2 separate regions of the Homo sapiens genome follow, and region 1 is linked to region 2. A link is a loop called in an ENCODE intact Hi-C map of the cell type or tissue named here. Cell type or tissue: endothelial cell of umbilical vein. All regions are shown on one strand. Each heading gives the region's core, and the rest is flanking DNA. Links, peaks and the distances in the headings are about the cores only. Region 1 has its middle 140 kb from the start of MSL3. Region 2 has its middle 78 kb from the start of MSL3.

Region 1 (16,166 bases), core at 4,959-9,958, 62 kb before region 2:
CTCATTATATACAGTGAAAAAAATACAATAAAAAACTGACTTGTCAGAAGTAATGGAGGCTAGATGGCAGTGAAACAATATATTCAGAATGAAAAAACCCACAAAAAAACTGTCAGCCAAGAATTCTATATCTTAGCAAAAACTACCTTTGAAAATGGAGGGAAATTGGGCCGGGTGCGGTGGCTCACGCCTGTAATCCTAGCACTTTGGGAGACCAAGGCAGGCAGATCACAAGGTCAGGAGATCGAGACCATCCTGGCTAACACGGTGAATCCCTGTCTCTACTAAAAATACAAAAAATTAGCCAGGCATGGTGGCAGGCGTCTGTAGTCCCAGCTACTCGGGAGGTTGAAGCAGGAGAATGGCATGAACCCAGCAGGTGGAGCTTGCAGTAAGCTGAGACCTCGCCACTGCACTCCAGCCTGGGTGACAGAATGAAACTCCATCTCAAAAGAAAAATAAATAAATAAATAAATAAATAAATAAATAAATAAATAAAATGAAGGGAAACTGAAGCTATTCATTTCACATGCTAGAAAAGGCAAGACTATGTGATAGAATGAAGGTCAATGTTTGTCAAGATCAGGGGATTTGGGGAGAAGACTGGCTCTTTAAAGTGATGTAAATGTTTCATATCTTGATTTTGTGGCTGTAATAGAATTATACTTGAAATTTACATTTCACATTGGTTGATGTTATTGCTTGTAAGTTATACCTCATTAAACTTTTTTAAAAGAGTATTGTCCGTTCAAAAACTTTCTGTGTGCTTCATAAAATGGAGTCCATGACCCCAGTTTTTGCTCCCATAACTTTTTTAGTCTATACCTCCATTATTATACTTGATTCATTGTATCAAAATTATCTATTTAAAGTCAATCTCTCCCACTTGTTTATAAGATCCTTTGGGGTTAGGAGCACACGTTATCAATGTTAATACCCCCAATATATATCACAGTACCTTATGAAAGTAGGCATTCAAATATAAGTGTTCTGAGACTAGAGCCCAAATCTGGGCTAACTGAGGGCTCTTTCTAATAGGCTATGCTTGTTTCTACAAAGTATAGTAAGTAGATGATTTGCCTGAAAAATACAACAGAAGCTGACTCAAATAGGAAGATTTCTTGTTGAGGGATAGAATTATTAACAATGACATGAACAATAAATATATTTTATTATTTCAAAATAAAAGAAGATAGGGAATTCCTGGTTTAATATCTCAGATCAACAATATCACCAAGGTCCCAGGCTCATTTTTTTCTTTCAACTTTGCCATCCTCAGCATTTTGTCTTAGGTTTGTAACTTCATGGTTTCAAAATAGCTACTGCAGATCTGGGAATCACATATAATCACATTCAGGGAAGGAAGAAGAGGGAAAGTTCAGTGCGGAGGAGGTATCCTTCCAAACTTTCTTTTGTCGGGCAATAAAGTATTTCCTGGATGTTCCCCCAGCAGTCTTGCCCATATGTCTCATTGGCTAAAAGTCACATGGCCACCTAATTTGCAAGAGGGGCTGGAAAAAGGAGTATTTGTCCAAGGGACATTTAATTGCCATGCACTGATTTACACCACCAGCTTAGACAACTGATTTAGACTCATCCTCTGGGCTGTGCACATTACCACCTAAACAAAATCAAGTTCCTGGTAGCAAAGAAGAAGGGGAAATGCCCTTGTGGATACAAACAACTGTGTCTGCCACAGAAAGTAATTTTAAAAACCACACTCTTGCTATTTGGAGCTATTTCTATTATCACCAAAATAGATTCCTACATGTCAATAATACTGTTGTATCATTAAAAATAATCATCTCTTAAAAGCTCAAGGGCTATGAGTACAAGGTCAAGGCTTCAGAGTCTTGACATTAAAGTGAGAACAGCAATCAAAGGATCAATAATGATGCTGTCCTAGTATGGTAATTGCTGATATTCTTAAAAGGTGGCTGATGAGTATTAATCTCACATGAGTCTTGGAGGTTAAGGCCAATGCAGAGTCAATTCTGGCTTGCTTCCTGAGAAGGGTGAAAGCAAGGAACAAGACCGGAAACTCAATGTTTGTTTCAGCTAATCATATAGAACCACTTGACTCACTGTTGGTAGAACAAAACAAAATGGTAAATTTAAAACCCAAATCAAGTTCTCACCTTTCTTGCAGCCAACATTTTAACAACGTCCCCTGCCTTTCATCTAAGAGGATCAAGGATAAACAGGACTCGATGAAAGAGACGTATACCCATATCCTTCCTTAGCTTTGAGCCTAGTGGCAAAGTCTCTCCTTGATTTTTTTGAATTCAGTAAAGGCAGCACTTTATGAGGTCTACCTTTCATGATGGAGGGCTCTGCCTGGCTTTTCTTGAAACAGACATCGTAAGAAATAAAAAGAGCAATGCTTTAAACCCGATGATGACCATATGCACCTGTCCATTTGAAAGAGACAGAGGGGATAAATGTGATTATTTCAAAATAAATTGGCAGTGCTTCTACAATATCCTGATTATTTCACTTAACATTTGCAATATTACACTCAAACAAGCAGGTCAGGCCAGGCATGGTGGCTCATGCCTATAATCCCAGCACTTTGCGAGGCTGAGATGAGGGATTGCTTGAGCCCAGGAGTTTGAGGTCACCCTGGGCACATAGTGAGACCCCCATCACTACAAAAAAAATTAAAAAATTAGCCAGGTTTGGCAGCACATGCCTGTAGTCCCAGCTACTCTGGAGGTTGAGCTGAGAGCATTGCCTGAGCCCAGGAGGTCAAGGCTACAGTAAGCCATGATCACGCTACTGCACTCTAGCCAGGCAACACAGCAAGACCCTGTCTTAAAAAATCAAAAACAAAAATCCCAGCAGGACATATTAGAAATCAAACAATAGAGGATTTAAAATAAGTCATTTTTTAAAAAGACAAAAGAAGCCCTTTACTAGCTGAAGGGCTACAATGAGAAATTTCTATGGAATTTTCAATGGAGAACAAATAATCTAAATTTACAACTATGATTCGAATATTGGGTTTCTGACATAATTTGATGACTTTTAAGTTTGTAATTTAAAAATGTCTTGACTTCAAACAAATAAAGCATGGAATTTAAAATATGGAATTTGAGGAAAATGAAATTGGAGAAGAGTAGGGCTATAAAGAATCAAGGATGTGTTTTTATGTAGTTTATTAATCAGCCTCATTATTTGTTATCTACACTGAATATTTTGAGGTTCTGGCTCAAGGAATTAAAACTGTATATAAAAATGAATTGCTTTAATCTGGTCTTCAGCCAAAGTTTGATGCAATTTGTTCTTCAATAAAAGTATTACCTAAGCATAAATATTAAAATAGAAAATATTATAGTTTAGAAAGCCAGGGCAACATATTCCATTTGGGGGTTAAAGCCTATGCTCAATACTGACACAAAAACACATACCATTTCCCTTTCCCAGCATTTTTCATTTACTGGAAAGATTTGGAAAATGTCCAGTGGTAGATTAGACTAGTAATCACACTCAAAGACTGTGAACAAAACGGAGAATGACAGCTGTCTCCTGTTCAATGCCACTTCATTCTGCCAAACTCTGCCTTCCTCAGTTTCCTTCAAAAACCTTGGAGTTATCTGTAAATCATACCATATATTTATCATTCAGCAAATCCTGTTAGTCCTATATTTAAAACATATCCACAATCTACACATCTCTTAAAACCCCACAACCAGCCCAGTGGTCCTAGCCTCCATCATCACTCCCCCAAATTACTGCAATAAGTTCCCAACAAGTCTTCCTGCCCTCACGTTTGCTCTTTATTCTGCCATTCATGTTCCTTTTGAGAATTCTACCTCATATTGGATGAAATGGAGGTAAGAGGCCCCCACCATTTCCATTTCGATTCCATTCTAAGAGATTATTTCCCATGCCAAGTATGAGCAGCCACAGAGAAAATTCCTGAAGTGAGAGTTCTTTGACAAATCTTACTGAAAGGCTATGATTATGGACTGTTTCGCCCCAAAATTCATCTATTAAAGTCCTAACCCCCAATGTGATAGAATTTGGAGGAGGGGAGGTAGGGCCTTTGGGAAGTAATTAGGTTTATTAATAGATAAATTCATAAGGCTGGAGTCCCCACGATGGAATTAGCATCCTTATAAGAAGAAGACGAGGGACCAGAGTGCTCTCTTGGGTTCTCACTCTCTCGTTCTCACTCACTTGCTCTCTAGCTCTCTCTCTGCCATGTAAGGACACAGCACAAAGGTGGCCATGTGCTTCAGGAAGAGAGCCCTCACAAGGAACCAAATCTGCTGGTGCCTTGATCTTGGACTCTCCAGCCTCCAGAACTGTGAGAAAAAAAAATGTCTGCTGTTTAAGCCACCAAGTCTGTGCCATTTTGTTATAGCAGCCAAGCTGACAAAGACAGCAATTTAATAATTTGTCAAATTGCATCTTTCATAGAGAATTGCTTACAATTTGATGAAAAAAGCAAAAAAGAAGCATTAAAGTCAGTTCCTGACAGACCTGAAACTGACCTATAGAAAACTGTTCAGAAGCATGTTCTACGCAGCAAAAGAAATAAGCAGCATAGTAAACAGACAACACACAGAGTGGGAGAAAATCTTCACAAACTATACATTCAACAAAGGACTAATATCCAGAATCTGTAAGGAACTCAAACAAATCCACAAGAAACAAATAATCCCATCACGAAGCAGGCAAAGGACATGAATAGACATTTATTTCTCAAAAGAAGATACAGAAACAGCCAACAAACATATGAAAAAATGTTCACTATCACTAATCATCAGGGAAATGCAAATTAAAACCACAATGAGATACCACTTTACTCTGCAAGAAAGGCCATAATTAAAAAGTAAAAAAGAAAAAAAAAAGATACTGTTGTGAATGTGGTGAAAAGGGGACACTTTTACACTGCTGATGGGAATGTAAATTAGTACAACCACTGTGGAAAACAGTATAGAGATTCCTTAAGGAACTAAAAGTGGATCTACCATTCGATCCAGCAGTCCCACTACTGGGCATTTACTCAGAGGAAAAGAAGTTATATGAAAGACACATGCACACGCATGGTTTATAGCAGCATATTTCACAATTGCAAAGATATGGGAGCAACCTAAGTCTCCTCAACTAATGAGTGGATAAAGAAAACGTGGTATATGTATACCAAAGAATACTACTCAGCCATAAAAAGGAATGAAATAATGTCTTTTGCAGCAACTTGGAAGGAGCTGGAGGCCATTATTCTAAGTGAAGTGACTCAGGAATGGAAAACCAAATATCATATGTTCTCACTTATAAGTGGGAGCTAGGCTATGAGGATGCAAAGGCATAAGAATGATATAATGGACTTTGGTAACTCAGTGAAGGGGAAGGTTGGGAGGGGGTGAAGGATAAAATACTACATATTGGGTACAGTGTACACTGCTCAGGTGATGGGTGCACTAAAATCTCACAAATAACCACTGAACTTACTCATGTAACAAAAAACCACCTGTACCCCCAAAACTATTGAAATAAATCAAAACAAGCACACAAATTAGGGACAAGTAGGATGATTCACATGGCCACAGAGACTTAAATATGGCCACATTACCTTAGAGGGATTTTAGGCAAGACATCCAAAATACTAAATAATGGTGAAGGGTGGGAGAGAAAAGAATGAACCACTGATGTGGTGGCCATGGGGGAACAACTTGAAGGAAGCACCCTCTTTCTGCGATGGGGGTCAACAGAATTGAATATGAGAAGAGGAGGGGGTGGCAAGTCAGTTTGGGAAAGCTCTTTATGTGGTGTTAAAGAAACCCCCTTTCTCCAATCACAGCATCTTAGCCTCTCCAGCATCCCCCCACTACCACCCAACCACCAGTGGAGGTGTCGGGGTTGTGTTTCATGATGTCCAAGACACTCCAGGGCTACCATTGGCTGCAGCAGTGCCTGGATGACCAAGCACAGCTTAAGAGTGTGTCTTTGCCTTGCCTAGGGGAGGGTATATATAGGCAGGGGGAGCTCCCTGGGACAGACCACTAGAAGGCTTCAACATGGCTGAGATTACAGACAAACCACAGACATTCAGCACAGATATGGACCAACCAACCACAAGAGCAGAAGAATCAGCCACAAGTGCTGAAGAAGAAAAGAAAGAGGGGACGACCCCTTGCCAGTGCAAATACAGAAACAGTTGCCAGGTCAGATAACCCTACCCATGCTCCTTCTCTTCTTCCCCATACATTCTCCCAAGAGTCCTATCCTGTCCTGGCCTGGCAAAAACCTTTCCTCAACCTATACCCTTTATGAAGCCCCCGCTTCCCATTTTGTCTCCGTCTTCTTCCCCTAAACCAATGCCCTTCTGTGTTCACTCTCTTGCCCTACCAGGTACACAAGACAACTATGAGGATATAAATTGTTCCTTCCCCCTTCTTCAGACAAAAAAAAAAAATCCTCTGAAACATCTATCACCCAATCAAGAAAGCATAAGAGAGGGGAAAAAGCCAACAATAATTGTCTGTTACCACATGTTAAATAAGAAATGAAATCAAAACCAAAAGACCCCCGGATAACTCCACCAATCCAAGTAAGCCCTGTGCATAGGGAGGCCCAGAGACCTAAAACTATCTGTTACATCTCCAGAAGGGGCTGTGGAAAAAAGGTCAACTGTGTAGAGCGACCAAATCTTATACCTATAGGGTATAGCAATGGTGATAAATAAAAATAAAATCAACAAGTTTTGAAAGAAAAAACATTGTTCAGAAGTATGGACCACTGAATCACAAATTTAGTATTTTTCCAAAGACTGCATTAGGATAATACATTAATACCCAGTATTTTGTATTACATTCAGATTGTAATAGCAGAAAATGATTGAAGAAAGTATGATGCTAGACTGATGGCGAATAACAGAATTGGTGAAAAACAGCAATATTGTTCAGTTGAAATTATGCTCATTATTGTTGGCAGAAACCAACCCATTAGTCAGCCATGAAAATTTTTCACGTAATAGTCCTTTTAAATGAATGTGTCCTTATATTCAAAACTCCTTATAAAAATGAAAATATTATTGGGGACTCAGCGTCTATGGCTAAATAAACATGTTCATATTATATTATCTTTTAAATCTTAATCCTTCTCTCTATGAGAGGAAAGAGAAAGATGTCACTGGGGTAACAATAAAAAGCAAAAACAAACGCAAATAAATGAAAGGGAGGTTGGCAGCACAAAGTGTCAGCTGCAAAAAAAAAAAAAAAAAGTCAACATCACTCGTGAGTCACAGCAAGTAAAAATAAGATTAGGATTGATGTCAGGTTTTAGTCTGCCATAAACTTTTCACCCATTTTCTTCTGTAATAACAAATTATTCTGCAACATTCCTCTTGCTATAGTCACCAGCCACTTCCTGAAAGGAAGCAAATACATTCTCAATCACCCAGGTGCATTTTAGGCATGACAAATTAGGATGCCACAGAGAAGAATATAGAGCATATTGCCATTAGCTACTATCATCATACAAAATGCCCTACAAATTTATAGTTCAGACTTTCTGTATTTCTCAATACTTTTTCAAATTTGCTTTGATGGAAAAGCCATTTCGTAGTTTTTAGGGAGCTATTGCACAAACATAATGTCTGGCTTTAAGGAAGTTGAATGTTATGTTCACTGCAGGGTGGAGAGTTTGTGAAACAACCTTTTAGCCCTTACTCAGACACCCCAAGCTGTCTTCTCATTGCAAAGGCAAGTCCATCTTTCCACTTATTCAGGCCCAAACCTTGGAGACATCCTTTACTCTCTGTGACTCTCATAGCACACAGCCAATCACTTAGGAAATCCTGCTGGATCTACTTTCAAAATAGTTCCAGAATCCTACTTCTCCCTACCTCCAGAGCTTCCACCTAGTCTGACTCCCCCATATTCTCTCATCTGGATAATTACTATTATCTTTTTCTTTTTTAATTAATATTATTTTAAATTAACAAGTCATAATTGTATATATTTATGGAGTACAATGTGATGTTTTGATACATGCATAAAATGTGTAATGAGTAAATCAAACTAATTAACATATTCATCACCTCACTTACCTATATATTTCTATGGTCTCACCTGGATTATTGATGGAGCAGCTCAGAGGCTCCTCCTAGGTGATGCTGCTGCCACTGGTCCAGGGACTGCATCTAGAGTGTGTTTCAAAGTGAAGGATGTTTGAGAGGAGACAGACTGATAAAGAGGAGGGTATGCTCAATTGCAAATAATAGGATACCAAGCCATCTACAAGCAGCACCTGAGAGAAGACACTGGGACAGACCAAGTGAGTGCCTGCTTTCCTCACTTCCACCCCTGTCCATAGAGTCTTCTTAACACAGCAGTCAGGTTGCCCCATGCCAAGCTGCTTAAAACCGCCAGGGCACCTCCATCTCAGAGGAAAAGCCAATGTCAATACAATCACTGATCTAGACCCATCCAGCCCTGACTGCCTCTCTTCCTGCCTGCCCCCCATACCCCCAATACACACACACACCTTTCAGTCATGAGGACCTCTTCCTTGGTGTTGGAACCTTGAACTGCTCCTACATGAGGCCTTCTCACTGGTTGTTCTTTGCCTAGAATACTCTGTCCCCATTTATCTGCATGGGCTAAACCTCTCATTTCCTTCTGGATTTGATGCAAATGTCATCTTTTCAGGGAGCCCTGCCCTGAGCACCCAGCTCCTCAATGAGCCCTTGCCTTTCCTACCCAGCCTTCCTCTCCTTTCAATTCCCTTAGCCAGCCCCGGTTTTACCATGGCACTTATGTCTAACATACTATGCAATGTATTTACTTATTGATTTTGTTCATTAGTTATACCTGTCTTCTGCACTATAATGCAAGCCCCAGGACTGTAGGAGGTTTTTCGACTTTATTCCTTGATTTATCTCCATTATCTAGCACAATCCATGGCACACATGGTACACAATGATTGTATACTGAATGAATGAATAAAAGCAGTCTTTGGTAACAATATTTCCTACATTCATAAAAAGCTTTAATCATCAGAGAAAACATTCCAACTGATAACCACTTTTTAAAATATTTTGTGTTCTGGAAATATTCACATAAATACAGCAGTAGAGAATAATACAATGAGGGCCATGTACTCAACACCCAGCTTCAACAATTACTAACACACAGTCACTTCTGTTTTAGCCATACCCCCACCCTTTTCTCCAGCTAATTATTTTGAAGTTAATCCCAGGAACTGTACCATTTATTCGTAAATATATCAGTATTATGTCTAAGAAATAAGGACCATTATCACCCCTAACAAATTTAGACAACCCCACAACCACCACCAACCCCAGCAGGCAACCACTAATTTGATTTCTGTCATTCTAGATTAGTTTTGCCTGTTCCAGAATTTCATGTAAATGGAATCATATTAAATGTACTCTTTTGTGCCTGGCTTGTTTTGCTCAGCATGCTTTTTTTCTTTCTTTTTTTTTTTTTTTTGTAATTCATCCATGTTCCATACCAGATTTTAAATTAGGAATTTGGAATGGTAATTATCAAGGTTTTTCAGGAAAGCAGAGTGAGGTGAATGTTAAGTAATTTACACTCAGATTAATTCAGATACTGAATTTAGCAGCTTCCAAACCCCCAAACACAAGACCAGTTTAAGTCCTCACTACTCCAAGTGTGGTCTGTTCTGGAGACCAGCAGCATTGGCATCCCCTGGGAGCTTGCTAGAAATGCAGAATCCCAGGCTTTGTACCAGACCTGCTGAATCAACATCTGCATTTTAATCAGATGTCCAGGGGATTCGTGGACACCTTTCTGGTTTGAGAAACACCAGTTTAAACATTCTTTGGGGAATGGCTCATTGGCCCAATCCATGGACCACAGGGCTCAGCCCCAAGCACATTTCACTGCTATGGTCACTTGACATGAACTACGCAAGGACTCCTAATGTTACATTGATGTCTTAGTCCATTCAGGCTTCTATAACAAAGCAACACAAAATGGGTGCCTTATAAGCAACAGAAATTTATTTTTCACAGTTCTAGAGGCTGGGAAGTCCAAGGTCAAGACACCAGCAGATTTGGTGTCTAATGAAGGCCTGCTTTCTGCTTCACAAATGGCACCTTCTTGCTGTGTCCTCACATGATGGTAGAAGGGAAGAGGCAGCTCTCTAGGATCTCTTTGATAAGGGCACGAATCCCATTCACAAAAGCACTACCCTCATGACCCAATCACCTCCTAATGACCCCACCTCGTAACACCATTATATTGGTGATTAGATTTCAACATCTGAATTTTGTGGGGGACATAAACATTCAGATCACAGTAACTTGGCCTCTTTACAAACACCACAGTTGGGCACTGCGGGGGGTGAAAAGATAAGGAAAGAATACTGCAGGTGAAAACGAGTCATGTGGTTGAGTTTGAATTATTTTTTTTTTCTTTAAAATACTTCAATATGCCTCTACGATTTAGGAAAGCTAATTGAATTATCTGAAACTATGATAGCCTAAAGAGCTCAAGAAGGGTGTCTGTGCAATTACACAGGGGAAATCATTCAGAACTCAATGGCTGGAAGCCTGAAATTGAGAAATCACATCGAAGAGTATCACAAGGGACAGCTCCTTTGAAGGAAAGAATCTTTGAGCCCTTATATAGTCATCCAAAGCAGAAAGAGTAGCTTGATGAGAGGGGATAAAAAATACTGGGAAACAGATTCAGGTTCAAATATAAATAGTGACTTTTAAAATAACTATAAAATCTCAGGGTGCTTATACAACTATGTCAGAACCATGAACATTGACCCAGCTACAGGAAGAAAACAACTTATGTGAGGTAGAGCTCTACCTATTACCTGGTTGAGAGGTTTCTAGAACAACTTGGCACACAGGCCCCAGGTAGGCAGCTAATGGAAGACTAAAAGGCAGAAGACATCCCCAGTCTTAACATAATGTAAACGAACCTTCACGTTACAACAGTTTATCTTCTCATCCCCTTGTCTCTGCAATGTTACCAGCAGCAGCAGGGGGAGTCCCATTTCCATCTCATTTAACTGCTGAATTTTGAAGTTCAAAAAAAATTTGCTGAGTTTAATAAGGTAATGCATGTTATATTGGATGAACCTAAGTCTCACTGTCCCCCTCATTTCCTTCTCCCCCTTGATCAAGTGCTCCCTGTTTACCAGAGTAATGATTGGCTCCATCATTCACTCTTCCTAACAGTTTTCATTAATGTTCTGAAGCCCTGATCTTGGACTTCAGTGCAACAGCCCTGTGTTAACGTTGTCTATTCCAGTGGTTCTTAACTGCAGGTGATTTTTGTCCCTCAGGGCATATTTTGCCATGCCTGGAAACATCTTTGTTGTTACAACTTGATGGCGTTGTAACTTGCTACTGGCATCTAGTGCGTAGAAGCCAGGGATGCTGCTAAAGATCCTGCAATGCACACAACAGCCCCACACAAAAAAATCACTTGGTCCCAAAGTCAATAAGTGCTCCTATTAAGAAACTGCTCTGCTGTAATCTGTTGTACAAGCAAGAGCAAGAATCATGTTGTTGAAAACAACCATTCTGGGATATTTTCTGGTCCTTGGAGCACATATTTCTGGGAAGAGGCTCTAAGACCTTTTACTGATAACCCTCATTAGACAGGTGATTCCACTTGCTTGGTCTGTCTCCAATGCCTTCCCCTATCTGCCGCATGTAGATCACTCCATATCGTATTATTTGCAACCAAGGATACACTCTTCTTTTTCAGTCTGTCCCCTCTTCTAAATTATCTTTCACTTTGAAACACACTCCAGAGCTTTGCTAGCCACGTGTGGTTCCTAGACCATCAGCATCAACATTACCTGGAAAGAGCCTCTTACAGATGCAGAATCTCTGCCCCAACCCAGACCTATGGAGTTAAAACCTACGGGATTTCTAGGTGAGTCTTACACACATTGAAATTTGAGACATGCTGCTCTAGTCTAAAGCGCTGATTCCTGAATTTTTTTTATGCATTGGAATCTGATGGAGGCTTTAAAAACATGCCTGGATCCCAGCCCCAGAGAAACCGATGTAACTGGGATTCACCCTGGGCACTGGGTTTCTATAGTTCCCCAAGACATTCCAATGTGCAGCCAAGGATAAAAATCACTGCTCTGGATTAATCATTTTTAAAATGGTTGTTACTGGCTTCTTTCATTTGTACATTCCAATGCCTATGCAAGAGCCAGTATAATATAACAATCAAGAGCCCTATTTGGAGACTAAACACCATGACTTTGAATTTAAACTGTCACTGATCATGTGATCTTGGGAAAGTTATTTAATTTCTCTGTGCTTCAGTTTCTCTAGATGTAAATGGGAATAAGGAATAACTCTCATATGATGAGAGTTTCCCTCAGTCAAGGTTCAACCAGAGCAGCGGAACCAGACAATATGTATACTAAATAGATTTATTACAAGGAATTGGCTTATGTCATTGTGAAGGCTCCTTATCAAGTCCAATGTTCAGAGTGCAGGTGGTCAGGAAGGGAAGATCACAAGCAGGCTGCAGGCTCAGGGGTACAAGTTTTAGCTTGTCCACAGGCATTTCTTAACTCAGGGAAGCCTAAACCCTCATTTAAAGGTCTTTAAGCTGATTAGGTCATGTCCACCCAGTATAATCTCCTTTTTGATGAATTTAAAGTCAACTCATTATGGATCTTAATTGCACCTGCAGAATCCCTTCACAACAACATATAGATTAGTATTTGATTGAATAATTGGGGCAAGATGTGTGTGCTACAAAATGGTCACTGCCTCTTTTTCCTTCTCTAACTCTCTAGGGACTGCCCCTTTTAGCCTGCCCTAACTGGAAAAAGAATTCCCTAGAAGGGAATCCTTGGATGGTAGTTGCACCTAGGCAAATTGATACATCCAAGGCCATCACAGAGTTAAGTACCTTACCACATTTAACTCACCAAAGACAGTACCTCACTCATAGTTAGCATTCAGTAATTGTGATTATTGCCCTTATTAAAGCCATAAAAGTTTAGTTAGCCAAAGATTCTTATATAAAGTGCTCGTTCATATAATGTATTTTGATATGCTCAAATCTCAATTTCAAATTTATATTGGCTTATATTATAGCCAAGATACATTTTCATTCCTAACTAAAAAAGGTTATTAGTCACCAAAATGTCAGAGATACTTGATAGGCAGTAAGAAATCTTAACTTAAAACCTTTAAGAATTCAGGCAAAACTTATATTCAAAGCCAAAATTCAGGTCCAAGTGTCTCTACAGGAAGGAGTTCTTAACAGCAGTGCTATTCTGAATCAAAATCTACTTGAAATTTTTATAAAGTAAATGTAATCTTGGCTAGTATTCCTTAAGACTGTCAAGGTCATGGAAAACAAGGAAAGACAGAAAAACTGACAGACCAGGGAAGACTGAGGAGACATGACAACTAAATGCAAACTGGCATCCTGGATGAGATCCTGAAACAGAAGATAAAGTAGTAGAAAAACTGGTGAAATCCAAATAAAGACTGCAGTTTAGTGAACACTAATGTACCGAAGTACCATCAAAATCAAAGGTGTTAACAATGGGGGAAACAGAATGAGGGATACGTAGGAGCTATCTGTGCTATCTTTGCAACTTCTGTGTAAATCCAAAATTATTATAAAATAATCAAGGTTACTTAATAATAAAAAAACCTAGGATGTAACCCCCAAGAATTTTTTTCTTTTAATTTTGACGTCCGGGTATACGTATATCGAGAAAGCTCTCACTGATTGTGAAGCAAATCTCAGGACTGAGACCCATCCCAAGCTTCACTTCTGAGAGAATAGATTATGTTCCCAATTCTTGTTATAAAATCATTCCTTCAGGAAACACAGGATACAATAGGGACAAGAGAGCAATCTATTCCTTGCTGGCCTCTCTCAGACTCTGACCAAAAGCAGCAGACCCCTAGGAAATGGGAGATTAGACTTCTTTCATTCTTTGCCCTTTCTTGAACTGTGAACGATTCCCCTCAGTTTCATGATCTCAGAACCTAATTATTGAGCAGGGTAACTCCATTTCCTGTCCGGCAGATTTTGATGTACTGATTCTATGGCTTTCTGCTCATCTTGTCTTCCTTCCAGATGTGCGGGAGTGAAGGAGCTGGTGGCTATCAGACCTCAAGGTCTCCAACAGGACAAGATCAAGAGGGATTCCACTCCCACAGACCACTCACTCACCCTAGGAAGACTGTGAAATGCCTGTCCTGGTGCTTAGTTTGAATTGTTGAAAGACCATCTTTACGGCAGAAATGCTTTGTCATTTCACTTGATAAGGGCCTTGGGTTTCAAGCCAGTTTACTCTTTTCTGTGAGCATGAAAGCCGCCTATAGATATGCTCCGAGGCAGGATTTTGACATCAAAGCCAAAATAAGAATTTAGGAAGAAAAGAAAGGGAGGGAGGAAAAAGGGAAGTTTGGTCCAGGAAAATAAAAATGCAGCGTCATTTCTGACCAACTAAACAGCACTTGAAAAATCTGTCTATCCCCACCTATATACATATACTATATACCTCCTAAACATATGTACACACATATACACAATCACATGTACACACATGGAAGTTTTCATTTCTCTACACATAAGCTACTGAGTCCTCTGATAAAGCACAAAATGACTGTTAGGATATTTGAGAATTTGTTCACTTATTCATTCATCAAATCATTCATTCATTCATCAAATAATACTGAGTACTACTAGGTGCCAGGAACTGTTCTTGGAGCTGGGGATATAATAGTAAACTAGACAGTTTCTACTCTCACAATAATTTTGATACTACTAAATGACATTTATCAAATATGTATTAAATGCCAGTTACTGGACTATGTAATCACTTTACAAGTATTATCCCATTTATTACTCACAGCAACCCTATGAGGAGATAAAATTATTACTCCCATTTTTCCAGATGAGAACTCTGGGGCTTAGTAAGCTCAAGTAACTTACCCAAGGAACATGATAACACAGAGATTTTAATCCAGAGAGGGTAATTACCTGAGCTAGCACAATACTGCATACCCAGTGTTAGATGTCAACTGTTAACCTATCCTGTGGTGGCATGAAGTGCTGACTGGAACAAAGCAAACATAAATATTGCTCTCTTTACTCCAATGTGGAATGATTCTCCAGCTTGCTTTCTTGGCCCCCTCTCCCCTCGGCTTCTGGGTCTAGGAAGAGGAGTGTCCTTGCCTTGCACTTGTCCCTCATTCTTCATTTCTTCCTCTCTCATTCCTGGAAAGGGAACAGCAAGGAGGAAATTGCCTTTCCATCCCACGCACAGCTGTTGCAAGAAAGCTCTGGCAGGCGCCAAGCTCTCCCAGGAGAGGGAGTCCAGGAGGAGCCATTCCCTGCTCCTTCCCATGGCTCCCCCATTTTTGGATGAGCTTTATCCATAAGCCACCTGTTATGTGCAGCTCAAGGTCTGGCACTGGCTCCCAGTCAGAACCCAAACAGTGCTCTCTGTCCCAGGTAGAGATCCGAGGAGCTGAGGGAAGGCAGGAAGACGTGTCTAAAAGAGGAAGTAGAGAAAATGCTGGACTGCACTCTCTGAGCAACAGCCCTTGGAGACACCCCAAGAGGCAGCTGCCCAGCTGGCAAGGCTTGTCTCAGGCAGCTGTGTGCCCAGGAACAGGGAGCAGCACACATACGGCAGAGCAGGCCTGCACCATCTGTCACATGCCTGTGCCAGCATCTTCACTTCAGGCTAACTGGGAGTGGGAAGGCTTCAGGAGAGAAGTGACAGCTCACCAAGCCAGCCACATGCCATGGCTCCCCTCTAACACTCTCTTCCTTTAAACATTTAGACTCCTTCACCGCTGCCATATGGCAGTTGCCAGTGGATACTCTACCATAATTAAGAGCATGCAATTTGGAGTCAAAAAGCCCTGGGTTTGAATTCAGCTTCTCCATGTACAAGTGTGGGTGACATGGGTAAATTATTTAACCACCTGTCTTTGAACATCAGTTTCCTCTTTTGTAAAATGAAGAGTTATGATAATTATCCCTCAAGGTAGTTGTGATGATTATATTTGATAATATCTGTGAAGAGCTAAGGGTAAGGCTTTGAAAAACAAACCACATAATAGGCAATAAGTAAAACAAAGCCTTTTCCATGCTGAATCAAGTCCCTGACTACAAAACAATCTTCTTTTGTAGGTGGTA
Region 2 (16,166 bases), core at 4,595-9,594:
GTGAGACATGACACTGTCTCAAAAAAAAAAAAAAAAAAAAAAGAATTCATAACTATCAGATCTGCCTTACAAAAGAATGTTAAAGAAAATCCTTCTGGCTAAAACGAACTGACATAAGATAGTAAATGAAATCCACAGGATGAAATGAAGAGCATAAGAAATGTTAAAAGGCCAGGTACAGTGGCTCGTGCCTGAAATCCCAAGTGCTTTTGAAGGCCAAGGCAGAAGAATTACCTGAGTCCAGCAGTTCAACATCAGCCTGGTGAACACAGCAAGACCCACAAAAAAATAAAAAATAAGTTGGATGTGGTCATACATGCCTGTAGTCCCAGCTACTTGGGAGGCTAAGGCAGGAGGATCACTGGAACCCAGGAGGTCAAGGTTACAGCGAACTATACTCATACCAGTGTGCTCCAGCCTGAGTGACAGAGCAAAAGAAAAAGAAAAAGAAAAAGGAAAGAAAAGAAAGGAAAGAAGGAAGGAAATGCTAAATACATGGATAAGCATCAAAGACTATAAATATTTTTTCTTATTTCTTCTTTAAACTTCTTTAAAGAACATAAGAAAAAGTATAACACTATTTTGTAGGATTTATATCATATAGAGTTACAATATATGTGACACTAATAGTAAAGAAAAGAGGGAGTAGGAAAAGGAGATATACTAGAGCCAAAAATTCTACATTAAAGAAAAAAATAGCATTAAACCTTCACAAACTCTTCCAGACTACAGAGAAGCGGCCAAAATACCATATACACAAAAAATTACAAACCAATATTCCTCATGAACATAGATGCAAGAATACTTAACAAAATGTAATCAAACCAAATTCAGCAACTTGTAAAAAGGATTATACAAGATAGCCAAATGGAATATAGCTTAGGAATAGAAAGTATATATAACATGTTGGAAATCAACTAATTTCATGCACCATAATAATAGAATAAAGGACAAAAAACCATGTGATCATCTCAGTAGATAAGAGAAGTATTTAGCAAAATCTACCACCTATTCATGACAAAAATTCTCAGTAAAATAAAAATATAGCATGAAGCGTTGTTGAATTTCGTCAAAGGCCTCAATAAATTAGGTATTGATGGGATGTATCTCAAAATAATAAGAGCTATCTATGACAAACCCACAGCCAATATCATACTGAATGGGCAAAAACTGGAAGCATTCCCTATGAAAACTGGCACAAGACAGGGATGCCCTCTCTCACCACTCCTATTCAACATAGTGTTGGAAGTTCTGGCCAGGGCAATTAGGCAGGAGAAGGAAATAAAGGGTATTCAATTAGGAAAAGAGGAAGTCAAATTGTCCCTGTTTGCAGATGACATGATTGTATATCTAGAAAACCCCATCGTCTCAGCCCAAAATCTCCTTAAGCTGATAAGCAACTTCAGCAAAGTCTCAGGATACAAAATCAAGGTACAAAAATCACAAGCATTCTTATACACCAATAACAGACAAACAGAGAGCCAAATCATGAGTGAACTCCCATTCACAATTGCTTCAAAGAGAATAAAATACCTAGGAATCCAACTTACAAGGGACGTGAAGGACCTCTTCAAGGAGAACTACAAACCACTGCTCAATGAAATAAAAGAGGATACAAAGAAATGGAAGAACATTCCATGCTCATGGGTAGGAAGAATCAATATCGTGAAAATGGCCATACTGCCCAAGGTAATTTATAGATTCAATGCCATCCCCATCAAGCTACCAATGACTTTCGTCACAGAATTGGAAAAAACTACTTTAAAGTTCATATGGAACCAAAATAGAGCCCGCATCGCCAAGTCAATCCTAAGCCAAAAGAACAAAGCTGGAGGCATCACGCTACCTGACTTCAAACTATACTACAAGGCTACAGTAACCAAAACAGCATGGTACTGGTACCAAAACAGAGATATAGATCAATGGAACAGAACACAGCCCTCAGAAATAACGCCACATATCTACAACTATCTGATCTTTGACAAACCTGAGAAAAACAAGCAATGGGGAAAGGATTCCCTATTTAATAAATGGTGCTGGGAAAACTGGCTAGCCATATGGAGAAAGCTAAAACTGGATCCCCTCCTTACACCTTATACAAAAATGAATTCAAGATGGATTAAAGACTTAAACGTTAGACCTAAAACCATAAAAACCCTAGAAGAAAACCTAGGCAGTACCATTCAGGACATAGGCATGGGCAAGGACTTCATGTCTAAAACACCAAAAGCAATGGCAACAAAAGCCAAAATTGACAAATGGGATCTAATTAAACTAAAGAGCTTCTGCACAGCAAAAGAAACTACCATCAGAGTGAACAGGCAACCTACAACATGGGAGAAAATTTTCGCAACCTACTCATGTGACAAAGGGCTAATATCCGGAATCTACAATGAACTCAAACACATTTACAAGCAAAAAACAAACAACCCCATCAAAAAGTGGGCGAAGGATATGAACAGACACGTCTCAAAAGAAGACATTTATGCAGCCAAAAAACACATGAAAAAATGCTCACCATCACTGGCCATCAGAGAAATGCAAATCAAAACCACAATGAGATACCATCTCACACCAGTTAGAACGGCAATCATTAAAAAGTCAGGAAACAACAGGTGCTGGAGAGGATGTGGAGAAACAGGAACACTTTTACACTGTTGGTGGGACTGTAAACTAGTTCAACCATTGTGGAAGTCAGTGTGGCGATTCCTCAGGGACCTAGAACTAGAAATGCCATTTGACCCAGCCATCCCATTAGTGGGTATATACCCAAAGGACTATAAATCATGCTGCTATAAAGACACATGCACACGTATGTTTATTGTGGCACTATTCACAATAGCAAAGACTTGGAACCAACCCAAATGTCCAACAATGATAGACTGGATTAAGAAAATGTGGCACATATACACCATGGAATACTATGCAGCCATAAAAAAAATGATGAGCTCATGTCCTTTGTAGGGACATGGATGAAATTGGAAATCATCATTCTCAGTAAACTATCGCAAGAACAAAAAACCAAACACCGCATATTCTCATTCACAGGTGGGAATTGAACAATGAGAACACATGGACACAGGAAATGGAACATCACACTCTGGGGACGGTTGTAGGGTGGGGGGAGGGGGGCGGGATAGCTTTAGGAGATATACGTAATGCTAAATGACGAGTTAATGGGTGCAGCACACCAGCAAGGCACATGTATACATATGTATCTAACCTGCACATTGTGCACATGTACCCTAAAACTTAAAGTATAATAATAATAAAATTAAAAAAAAATAAAAAATAAAAAATAAAAATATAAAGGAACTTCCTTACCTGAGAAAGGGCACAAAATCACTTATAGCTACCATCATACTTAGAGACTGAAAGTTTTAACATAATATTAAGAACAAAACAAGGATGAACATCCTTGCCATTTCTATTCAAAATTGTACTGCAGGTTCTAGTTGGTGCAATGAGACTAAACACATATTCACATACAGAGAGATTAGAAAAGAAGACATGCAATTATTTTGAGGTTATATGATTCCACATGTTAAAAATTCCTAAAGTTTACACAAAACCTACTACAACTAACATACCAGCCTAGCAAGTTTACAAAATACAAGATCATGAAAAAATTAATTGTATTCCTATGTACTATCAATGAATAAAAATGAAATTAAAAAAATTCATCCACAATATTATATAAAAGAATAAAAACTTGGGAATACATTTAACAAAAGAAGTGTAATATTTGTACACTGAAAACTACAAAACATTGCTGAGAGAATTGGGGAAAAATCTAACCAAATAGGGAAGCATTCCATATTCATAAATTGACACACTCAGTACTGTTAAAATGGCATTTCTCCCCAAACTGATCTACAGATTCAATATAATCCCTATTAAAATCTCATCACACTGTTTTATAGAAATTGACAAACTGATTCTAAAATTTATATGGAAATGCAGCGTTAAAATATTTTTGAAAAAGGAGAAACAAAGTTAGAGGACTTACATATCCAATTTCAAAACTTACTGTAAAACCACTGTAATCTAAAGAATATGAGATTGGCATATGATAGGTATATAGACCAATAGAACAGAATTGAGAGACCAGAAATAAACCCTTTCAATTATGTTCAAGTTACATTCAACAAAGGCACTGAGACAATTCAATGAGAAAAACAAACAAACAAACAGAAAAAACAGCCTTTACAACATACGGTGCCAGGAAAATTGAGAATCAATTTGCAAAACAAGAAAAAAGAAAGAAAGAAAGAAAAGGAACTTAGCGGCTTACCACATACCACACATGAAAATTAACTCAGAGTATATCCTAGACCTAAATGTAAGAACTAAACCTATAAAACAATTTTTAGAAGAAAACAGAAAAAACTCTTCATGACCTTCAACTTATAAATTGGACTTTATTGAAATTAAAATATTTTTCACTTCAAAGACACAATTAAAAAATTAAAACACAAACCACAGAAAAGAATAAAATATTACAAATCATATATCTAATAAAGGGCTTTTATATAGAATATGTAAAGAACTCTTGCAACTCAGTAATAAAAAGGCAAACAACACAATTTTAAAAATGGGTAAAAGACTTAAATAGGCACTTCACCAAAAAAGACATACAAATAACTAATAAGTATATGAAAGGATGCCATTAGTCATTAAGGAAACGCAAATAAAAACCACAATAAGATACCATGACACACACACTAGAATGGCTACAGTAAAAAAGAAACAATAACAAGTGTTGGTAAGGATTTGGAGAAACTAGAACCCTTATATACTACTGATGGGGATGTAAAATGGTACAGCTATTTTGTAAAAACAATTTGGCAGTTTCCTTAAAATTTAAACACAAACTAAATATGGTGAGGATTTGGAGAAACTAGAACCCTTATATACTACCGATGGGGATGTAAAATGATACAGCTACTTTGTAAAAACAATTTGTCAGTTTCCTTAAAATTTAAACTTAAACTGAATATACAAGCCAGCAATTCTACTTCCAGGAATCTACCCAAGAGAAATGAAAACATATATCCACATAAACACTTGTATATGAATGTCTATGGCAGCATTATTTATAATAGTAAAAAATTAAATAACCTAAATATCTATCAACTGGTGATTCCATAAACAAAATGTAGTGTATCCATACAATGGAATATTATTCAGCAAGAAAAAGAAACTACTGATACATGCTACAAGATGGATGAACCTCAAAAGCATGACATTAAATAAAAGAAACCAGATACAAAATACTACATATTGTACGATTCTATGTATATGAAATTTCAAAAGACAAATATGTAGATATAGAAAGCAGATCAGTGGTTACCTGGGCCTCGTGGCAGCAGAAGTGGGGAGCATAGTGGTGGGGATTGACTACAAATGGGCTCAAGGGAAATTTTGGGGGTAATGGAAAAATTCTAAACTAAGACTGAAATGATAGTTACACAACTCTATACGTTCACTAAAAATACAAAAAGAAAACCTTTGGGTAAATTTAATGTAAAATATTTATTTTACAAACAATGAAAATATCTTCTTCATTTTATATGGTTTGTTTTTGCCATTTTGATTCCTACCCCCAGAATAATAACTTTTGCACAATACACCAATCCTGAAGGCAGCTATTAAATGGTTACAGTTTCGATACTGTAAGAGCTATCTGGATTATTTTGCTATTCCCAGGCCATCTATTCATGAATTGTACTGAACCGAAGTATATATTTATATTACAGTTTTTTTGTGGGTGGGGAGATCTTGATATGCTTTTCATTGATTTGCATAATTCACATTAAAGATGAGAAAGGGTTGGTGCCTTGTAAATATGTAGCAGATCTTTGTGGTGTGTTCTGATGTGTGCATTAACTTTATTAGAAAAGAACACTTGTGGTATCAATCTAGACAAGGTGCCAAATGTAAAAAAAAGTGTCTTCAACTTATAAAAATATGTGAATATCCTTATAGCATCTTTTGTCTGTGTGTCATATTTGAGCTCTGATATTGCTTTCTAATTTTTCATGTTGGGGGTCTTATTCCCCATGGAATTTAGAGTACCTTAGAATATAGGTCAAGAATCTGTGCTAGATTCTTAATGATTTAATTTGAAGTGAACATATTTGCTTTAAATTCATAGGAATAAGGTTGGTGAGACTGAGCGATTCTCCTAAATCAGATCTACTATAGTGGATTTTCTACTTATTAATTACTCAGCTTGTACTGCTACAAATTCCTTAAACATACACAAGAAAACTCATCCAGGGGCAAACAAAAATAGCCTCTAGAATTTAAAAACAAACGAACTCCATTCTCATTGTAAGTTACTATTCACTTCTGCTTTTCATGATTAGCAGTTTGAAGAGTCTGACATGCAGAACGAGGGGACACACTGGGTGAGCTCTAAGATTCCCTCCAGTCCTAACATGAATCATGCCCTCTATTATTCTTGATAAAAATGTATCATTTCTATCCACTATTACGTATTTTTGCAGTAGTTGAACATGAATCTATTTTTGTTGCATGATTCTTTTACCACATCCTTAGGAACCTAAGCTTTTTTGGATCAAAGGTAGAAGAAATGTATCATCTCAGCTTTTGGAAAAACTGAATATAAGGACATTCCAAAAAAATTTTCTCAAAATTCAACATCAACATAAATATTTAAGACTCCTATCTTAAAGAATTGACAACTAGTATTTTTTAATGAAAAAGAAATGTACTGAAATACAATTCTTTTTCAGTTTAAAAATGAACTGAAATATAAACTAAAATATAATTCATAGTCAGTAATATAATTCATAGTCAGAAATGCAAATTCAGTCCCACATGGCCATGGCCCCTCAGAATGCTTAAACTCTGCCCAGAAAGGCTATGAGGAAAGTGATTTGTTATTTTAAGGATTAAATTTAGATATTTTGGGGCTCATATCTTTTTACTTGATATTTTACAGTATTAGGCAATGAGTAGGACAATAAGAAAACAGAAAAGTGGCTCCAATGAGGGAATAGAATGGAGGAAACTGTTGAAAAAGGACGTAGATTTTGACTTTTCACTTTGCACTTTTTTGAACTGTCAGACCTTTTTATCATGAACATATACTTCTCTTAGCTTTCAAAACCTAATAAGAATAATGAAATAGAACTTTTAAATTTCCTCATGTGCATTTCCTTTGAAAGGCAGGGTATAGCAATAATGAACACTAAGAAGAAAAAGCATACATTTGCCATCAGAAAGATTTAGATTCAAATCCTATAGCACCCCAGGCATAGTTTTCATCAGAGCATAACAATTGGGTTTATCTGTCTGTTTCCTCCCTAAACAACTCTGTAGCTTGTTCTATGTTTCATTTATCATTTTCTCTTGTATATAGCATGTTGCCTAGTATATACTAGTTGTTCAGTAAATATTTGTTAAACTGAACTAAACCTCTGAAGCCCTGCCTCCTCTAGCTCCCATCTTTGTAATTTTTGGTGAGTCAACTTCCTCACATTCAGAGTAGGAGTGATAATTACTACCTCACAGAGTTGTTTAAATGACACATGCATATAAAGCACTTAGCACAGTGTCTGGTACATAGTAGTTGCCATTCACCCTCACCTCTAATTTTAAAATAAGTCTCTTTCCAATGGGAAATAATAATAATTTTCACAAGGAAAAATCTCAGTAGTCCTTTATCTGCCTTTTAAATACCACTTTGAAGCTAACAAAAATGGGCCAGGCAAAACATTAGCTTTGGTATGTGTTGCAGAGGTCCCAACACCACCCACACATTTAGCAATTTCTAGAAGGACTCACAGGCCCCGTAAGTAGTTGTATTCATGGTTATAGCTTATTACAGCAATCACCAAGAGGAAAAGATATGTCAGGACGAGTCTGAAGGAATCCATGCACAGGTTTCCTATGTTCCCTCCCTCACACCAGAAAGGACTGTGTTCCCTCCTCTCGCAATGATATCTAGTAATACATGTATACTGTTTCTTTCCACTGAGGCTTGCTTGAGACTCAGAGTCCAAAGTTTCTATCATAATGTAGGCACAACGACCTGCCACATCTACTATAATAGTAAATTCCCAGAAGGAAACAGGTGTTTAGTGCCCCACATGGGCAAAACAACCTATGATAGCTTAGAGAATATTTCAAATGCAAAGTTGAAAGGGGGCCTTTTAAAAATACCAGTGTCAGGCCCACTCTGTTAACGTTTTCCTGCACAGCATGTCAAGTGATAATACTGGGAAGAGGGCAGGAGTTACCAGAAAGAAGACTAATAAAAACTGGGGAAAACAGCCAAAGGACAAAATGGTTGAAAGGGAAGAGAGGAAATGAAGTAACTGGGCAGGAGGCAAGGAAAGAAATCAGGGAAAAAGAAGAGGGAAGGCAGGAAGGAGAGAAAGTAGTCACCTGGCTAAGCCAAACTGGCTTCTTACTCAGGCCACTTGACCCTATAGTACCCCTGCTCAATGTTGCTCATCCCAACGCCCTACCTCCCATTCCACTTCCTATGATGCCACGTTGTACGTGCTTATTTCTCATCCTCTCTATTTATGTACATACCTGTTCTCTTAGTCCTGCTGCCTTCGTGCTATCTGGATGCTTTGATAAGAAAGAAGGAGATGGAGGAGGGAGAGAAAGCCTGATAGTGATAAGATTAGGTAGAAAAATGCGTTTGAGCTAAATGGAACAATATGACAGTAACAGGCTCCCAGAGCTCCTCCAAACTTATAAAGAAATATGTAGTCTTTCTGGCTTTAGAAGACAAGAGACACTAGGAAAATATCATGGCAGAATGGGCTCTTCTGAGTGTACTTTTAAAATCACAGTGGCCTCTTTGACTTCTGTAATGAAGTCAGTGGTCAGTGGTTACTTCTCTCATTTTAACTCATAGAGCAAGTTTTTTAAAAAGCTGATAGGTGCTAAGGTTATATTCTCCCAACCCTTCCTTTTTTGTGACTTCCCAAATTCATAAAAGGGAAAAGAAGATAAAGGAGCTATTCCTTGCCTTGAGCTTTTATAATTAAAAAAATATGACAGATCCTTTTCTCCTTTTCTCACATTTTACATTTTATAAATTGCTGTCAGACTAAGGCTTTGCCAAGTTTCAACCCCAAGTGAAATCTTACCAAAAAAACTAAAAGTATAAAAAGCAGATGGATAATAGGTATAATCATTCAGCCTATGCATGTGTTATGGTTTTTTAAATAAGTTCATTCCTCTTGTGTTAAATGTGTAATATTAGTTATAACTATATTGATGTACTAAAATACCTATCCTTCCATCATTCTACTTTCTTATTATTAAGAAGGTTTCACTTTTGTTTTATATACATATATATTCATCTGGATAAAAACAGACACCCTAGATAATAAATTTGAAGGAATATGACAGCTTTCCATCTTCAGCTACCTGCAAGTCTATCACATGGAAGAAGATATTTTCACAACTCCAGAGAATGGAGGTTGACCAAATAAATACAAGATAATTTTCATGGGGCACATTAAGCTCACCTAAAGAAAAAACCAAGACATCATTTAGACTCTTCTAAAAACAGACGGTGTGGTATTATGTGGTAATTGTCACGTGAGGGGTACTGTCATCAAGGGAGATCAAGACTGGAACCAGCTGGTATCAGTGAGACTCTGAGAAATAATTGGAGAACCAACGGAAGGACTGGACAGACAAATAAACATATAGATTCCCACAGAGTCCAAAGACAAAGATCAGCCCCCCGAAATGAACTGGGTCCTTGGAAAACCTTATTGACATGGATAGATTGCTTGTTGAGATGGGTCAGGTTGCCAAATATAACTTAAGTGGTCTGAAGTTAAAGTGTAGCACAGACACACAAGGGAGTTATAACTGGATGGAGAGAAAAGGACTAAGAGCCAAGAGAGAACTTAAGGGTCAGGAAAGAGAGGCGTACTAGTCAGATAAGGCTAGGCTATGTGGAGGTAACAACCCTAGAATCTCAGTGGCTTAACATAACAAAGATTATTTCTTACTCAAGATGCATGTCCCAGTTCAGAGGGATCTTTGTTCCACACAGTCTTTCTGGGGCTCAAGCTCATATATCTGTCACAGCTGTTTCATCTGGATCACAGAGTACTCCAAGGTCTCTGAACATAAGAAATAGAAAAAAGAAGAAGCTCATAGGCTCTTAAGTGAGCCCGATCTGCAGTGAGGCTTCACTTCTGCTCATATTCCCATTGGCCAGAGCTCAATCACATGCTCCAACCCAACTATAAGAGAGGCTGCAAAATGCAGGGAAGGAAATAGATATTCGGTGAGCTCTCTGCTGCAGGAGGGTGCACTGCCCAAAACCCACACCGAACCTTGTCTGTGTCCAGGTGGAGAGGCTGCAAACATTCTTTATTTCAGCTTACTCTCCTGTAAAGCTCTACTTTTCCCAGCCACTAAAAGTATCCTGAATTTCTGACATGGTGAATTATCATTTTGGGGGGCATTCAAAAAGAAGCCAAGAGTGGCCAATATCCAAAATCAAATACTGGTGACGATGGGGGAGCAACAGGAACTCTCATTCCTTACTGGTCGGAATGAAAAATGGTTCAGCCACTGTGGCAGACAGTTTGGCAATTTCTTACAAAAGTAAACATACTCTTATCATATGATCCAGAAATCATACTCTTTGGTATTTATCTAGATGAATTGAAAACTTATGTCCACACAAAACCTGCACACAGATGTTTATAGTTTATAGCAGCTTTATTCATAATTGTCAAAACCTGGAAGCAACCAAGGTGTCCTTCAGTAGATGAATGGATAAAGAAACTGTGGTACATCCAGTGAAATATTATTCAGCACTAAAAAGTAATGAGCTATCAAGCCATGAAAAGACAAGGAGGAAATTTAAATGCATGTTACTCAGTGAAAGAAGCCAATCTGAAAAGTCTACATACTGTATTATTCTAACTATATGACATTCTGTTAAAGGCAAAGCTATGGACACAGTAAAAGTATTAGGGGTTATCATGGGTTAGTAGGGAGAAAAGGATGAATAGGCAGAACACAGAAGATTTTTAGGGCTGTGAACCTATTCTGTGTGATACTACAATAGTGGATATATGTCATTATATATTTATCAAAACCCATGGAGTGTACAACACCAAGAGTGAACTCTAAAGCAAGCTATGGATTCTGGGTGATGATGTGTCCATGTAGGTTGATTGTAACGAATGTACCACTCTGGTGATGGATGCTAATAATGAAGGAGTCTGTGCCTGTGTGCAGTGGGACAGGGGATATTTGAGAACTCTGTACTTTCCACCCAACTTTGCTGTGAACCTAAAATGGTTCTAAAAACTAAAGTTTATTAGTTTAAAAAAGGAGTTGGGGATGCTCCTCTTTAATAAGGTAGTAGAAGGGACATATTTATTTGGTAGAAAGTGAATCAAATGACCTCTTCAAGCCCCTTCCAACCCCGAGGTTCCCTGATTTCTATGCTCTGTTTGATATCAAGAGACCATTGACTCTTAGGACAGAAAGGTATTTTAAAGGTCATCCAATGGATGAATTCTGATAGATGAATTATTTCCTCTGCAGCACAACTGCTGAAAGGTCATCTCGTCTGTGCTGGATGATGCTCAGAGAATGGAAATTTGGTGCCTCTTTGATTAACTCTTTCAATACCTCCTTGAATCACTTTGTCTGAGAGTCTTCCTTGCATTGAGATGTCTGTCTCCCCATAGTTATTGCCCATTAGATATATCCATGGGAATCAGAAAGAGTAGTGTCTGGAGGCAAATCCGGTATCTGTTAAACAGAGTATACCACCAGTAAATGTGAAGCTCCTGCAAGACAGATGGGCATTGGAAGAAAATGAGGTAGGGATCAGCAATAACGTAACAGAACCAGGGAGGAAAGCAAGCAGGGCTCAGAGTGACCTTGAGTTCCTGGAGGACAAAAACAGGGGCTCAGTTTAGGTGCTGGTGAGGCTACCACTGTGCAGGGCTATGGGCAAGCTGAGCCAAAAAGCACATTCATTAGTTTGTGCCCAGGTCATTTTCCTCTTGAAGGATATTCAGTTTATTTCAACTAAACACTCATAAGTCATAATTTTCCCAAGAGGTTCTTTTAAACTGTTTGCAGACAGAAAGATCTATCTTTTAAGGAGTTCATGGCCTTGTTTAGAAAATAAAAAATACTTTGCCAAATCAACTGGATACTTCCCCATCCTTATTTCTCTTGGTATTCCTTCAATATCTAAAACAGCTACTACTCTTTTCCTTGATACTTTCCCCTTCTTGGTATTGACCTCATTTATCTCCGGCCCATTTTCTCTCAATGGATTCTCTTCTCTCCCTTCTAATAATGATGGTTTTCCCAAAGCCCGATCCCTACCCTTGTTATCTTACATGAAACATCTTTGCTGGGTAATCTATCCAGTCCCATGGCTATATCTATACTCATATGCTGATGAACTCTAAATGTGTGTCTCTCCTAAGAGCCCCAGACTCATCTTTGCTTAACTAGGTCACAGATACTAAGAGTTTATGTGCTCACAATGGATTTAATTGTTGTTCACTCCCCTGTTCATGCATTTCCAACTCAGCATCATATTTACCCAGTCACCAAAGCTGGGAGACTAGACAGAAGTAATCTTGCATTCTTACCTTTCCACGAACCGCCATAATCCAGGCATGAAATCCCATCAACTCTACCCTCAGGCAGCTCTAAAACCAACCTCTGCCTTCCATCCTCATTACCAATGACACAGTCCTTCATTTCTCATTTGGACTGTAATATTCCGCTTTAAGTTTTAATTTTTTTTCATTATAAGATATCATAGTTCAGGTGCTTTTATAATGAAGAACAATTTATTGACTCAGTCTTACCCTGTCCCAATCTGGCTCCCCACAAGCCACTAACTGAAACTACCACCGGTTTTTGATCATCTAGTAGTTGTCTCAGTATCACTAGATAGTATGTGCTTTATGTGACAATTTCTTGGTTTATCAAAATAAGATATTTCTTTTACTTTTCTGGTACTAGAGATGAAGAATTAACCTACTTCCTTTACCCTCAAGTTTCCAGTAGCCCTTCCCAAAAGTCCGTATGTAGCCAAATATAAGGCAAGACTTTTGCTCAAAATTATCCCATAAAAAATAAAGTCCTTATTAAGACCTTCATATTATAAGCAGTCTCTCAATTACTTAATTTCAAACGACAAATTACTATTTGGGGAAGACACAGTAACCTGAAATGACCTCAATCAAAGCTAGATTTGGATGTTTATAAAGGGTATCTGACATGACGGGGGAGGGTAAATAAATTTAACACAGATTGAGTCAATATTTCTGGAGAAATGGCTTCAAACAGCAGTTCTGGATGCCACTGCATACAAGCTTTTTTAAAAAATTACTTTATTAAAATACATTAAATACTTATGTTGTGGAGCTTACTACGAATTAATGAGTAGATGTAAATTAGGATAAAATTTCTAATGGCAACATCAAACTCAGATTCAAAAAGTGCTGTAGTCAAACAACTTAGTGGAAGCAAATATGGCACTATGTTTTCAAGTGGCTCCAGATGAAGGAGAAATGAATGCCAATGTGCATGTGTCGCCATTTGAAAAAAAATCATGAAATATGAGAGTGAAAAAGAGCAATTTTGTATAACAGTGTAGTTTACATAACATGTGGTTTAAAACATACATATATAACTAAAAGTTAAAATATCATAGGTAGACATTGGCTATTTCAACTCTTTCTTTAAATGTTGTATATTCAAGTTGAAAAAAGAAAAGTTGTTTCCAACTTTCTCATTTAGGAAAATGATGGTTTGACTCATATTCAGGGTCCACTTATATTTAGACATATATTATAGTTATATCTCCAGATCAAGACCTCCATTAGTCAATGCTGTCACTGACAGCATTCTTAAGCGTTCTAAAACATGCTTCTATTTTTCTATTTTATGTTCTGTGCACCATAGGCAATGTCTCTTGGTTCTCCACTTTATAAGGGAAAGCAGTAATGTTCTCCCCTTCTCCTCCAACTCTTTTTCCCAGTCCTCACCAACCTGATTCTGTAACAAAACTTGTCTGCAATTTGTCCAGCAAGGGTCACAAACTGTTGGTCCCTAAGTGAAAGACGATATAGTTTTGTTTGATTTAAACAGAAATTTATAAATTGAACGAGTTTCCCTGTATTTTAAACTGAGATTTCATGTGTAACAAAGGTCCTATTTTCTTAATATTTCTATTGTGCTTTATTCTTTTGCTTTCTCAGTGACATGACCTTCACCCTAGAATGCTCAGTTATCCACCTGTCTGGAGAGAGACCAGAATTTATTACAGAGGAAATTCAGAGACAGAATCTAAGGAAATATTCATCTTCTGATCTTCAAAAATAGACTTATGAAGCAGGACACTAATCCTTCCAAACTAGTGGTTATTCTTTTTTAAAAATAACTTCAACTTTCATTTTAGATTCAGGGGGTACATGTGCAGGTTTGTTACATGGGTGTATATCATGATGGTGAGGTTTGGGATACAAATGATCCCGTCACCCAGATAGTGAGCATAGTATCCAACAGTTAGTTAAACTATTTATTTTCTTGAGAAAAGATTTTCCTAGTTTACTTTATATTTCTCTTAAGCTTTCCAAAGGCCACACTTCAAGGATCCAGCCTCATAGATTTCTATAATAGCCTGACAATAGGTAATCAATCAGTTTATCTCTGCCAGTATATTATATATACTATGATAGTTGAAAGCCCACTGTGATGGTTAATTTTATGTGTCAACTTGACTGGGCCATGGGGTACCCAAATGTTTGGTCAAACATTATTTTGGGTATTTGTAGGAGGGTATTTCTGGATGAGATTAACATTTAAATTGGTAGACTGAATAAAGCAGATTGTCCTGCATAATGTGGGTGAGCCTCAGCCTATCAGTTGAGGATCTGAGTAGAACAAAAAGGCTGACCCTCCTCCCAGTAAGACAGAACTCCTGCCTGGCTGCCTTCAAGTTGGGACGTTGGCTCTTTCCTGCCTTCAGATTCCAACTGAGACATCAGCTCTTCATGGAGCTTGAGCCTGCTCGCTCTCAGATTAGATCTGCACCATCGACATTTCCAAAATTGTCAGTGGACTAACAGTTAAACAAGATTGACTTTTAGGTGTTGCTGGTGTTTTGTTGTGTTTTTCCTTGAACCAGCAGCAGAAGAGATTGGGAGCAGGCCATAATTGCAGACTAAATAATGAGATTCTTTTCTTCATATCCATTCTGTGGTGTGAAAAAAAACTGCGACCTTGCAACATGCATAAAGATCCAGCTTTCTGGTTCTCTTGAAATTTGCTGTCTCGGAACAGTGGGCTAGCAATCCTGTAGGAAGGCACCTCTCTCAGTTCAGCAGCAGCAGCATTTGCCCACTTTCGATGGGGCACACACTTGCCAGTTTGACAGGCCCACCCCCTTCCAAACCACTCTCTCACTCACTCACAGTGCCTGTATAGTTCTGAATATATTTGAATTTGTGATGCCTGGTCAATAAGCCCATTCTAAAAGTTCTAAAAGTTAAACACCAATTAAGTGTTTACATATTGTTTCAATTAGGAATATGGTTAGCTGCAAATAGCAGATACCTAAATAGCAGGACCTTCAACAAATAAAGGTTTCCTTTTCTCATATATCAAAAAGTCTGGTGCGGGCAGTTGCTGAAGTTGGATCAGTGATATATGATACAATGTTGCAGAGGCTACTAGCTGTCTACTAAATGTTAATTTTCTCTTTTTTGTACTAGTTGAAACCTGAGATTATTTGAAGGGACAATGTAACAAGCTACAAGCAAGATTTCTAGCCTTCCTTACAACTAGGAACATTTTAGATACTCCTGGACAATTTTAGGTTATAATAATCACAAATGGTGACTTCCAGGAAGGCAATTTTAATGGGGATAACACAGTTGGCATATGTCTTCTTTACTGTGCTCTATCCCTTCTTCATGTTTGAGAATAAAAATATGATGGCTTGAGTGCAGACAGCCATATTGAGAACAGGAAGATTAGGGTCATACCCAAAAGATGACAAAGCAGAAAGCCAAAGGAGCATTGGTCCCTGTTTATATCATGTTGCCATCAGAACAACCCTGGACTACCCACTCTGGACTTAATAAAGCTATAAATTAAGC

Evidence for each region. Hi-C counts contacts between places; a loop is a spot of excess contacts. Peaks named below come from ENCODE experiments on the same cell type or tissue, not always from the same donor. Only the 100,000 strongest peaks of a DNase experiment are listed, where the experiment ranks them.
Region 1: a loop joins it to region 2, with 2.2 times the contacts of the local background. A loop is called at or near these places in 3 of 110 quality-filtered maps.

The regions. Positions count from the first base shown.
Region 1 is chrX:11,890,449-11,906,614 of GRCh38, reverse strand. It overlaps a transcript of FRMPD4 not described here. Among named protein-coding and RNA genes, the nearest start is that of MSL3, 140 kb to the right of the region's middle. In endothelial cell of umbilical vein, for the core only: no CTCF peak of the experiment used is centred there; a DNase peak (open chromatin) is centred at 7,244; H3K27ac peaks cover 1,291 bases.
Region 2 is chrX:11,827,855-11,844,020 of GRCh38, reverse strand. It overlaps a transcript of FRMPD4 not described here. Among named protein-coding and RNA genes, the nearest start is that of MSL3, 78 kb to the right of the region's middle. In endothelial cell of umbilical vein, for the core only: no CTCF peak of the experiment used is centred there; no DNase peak of the experiment used is centred there.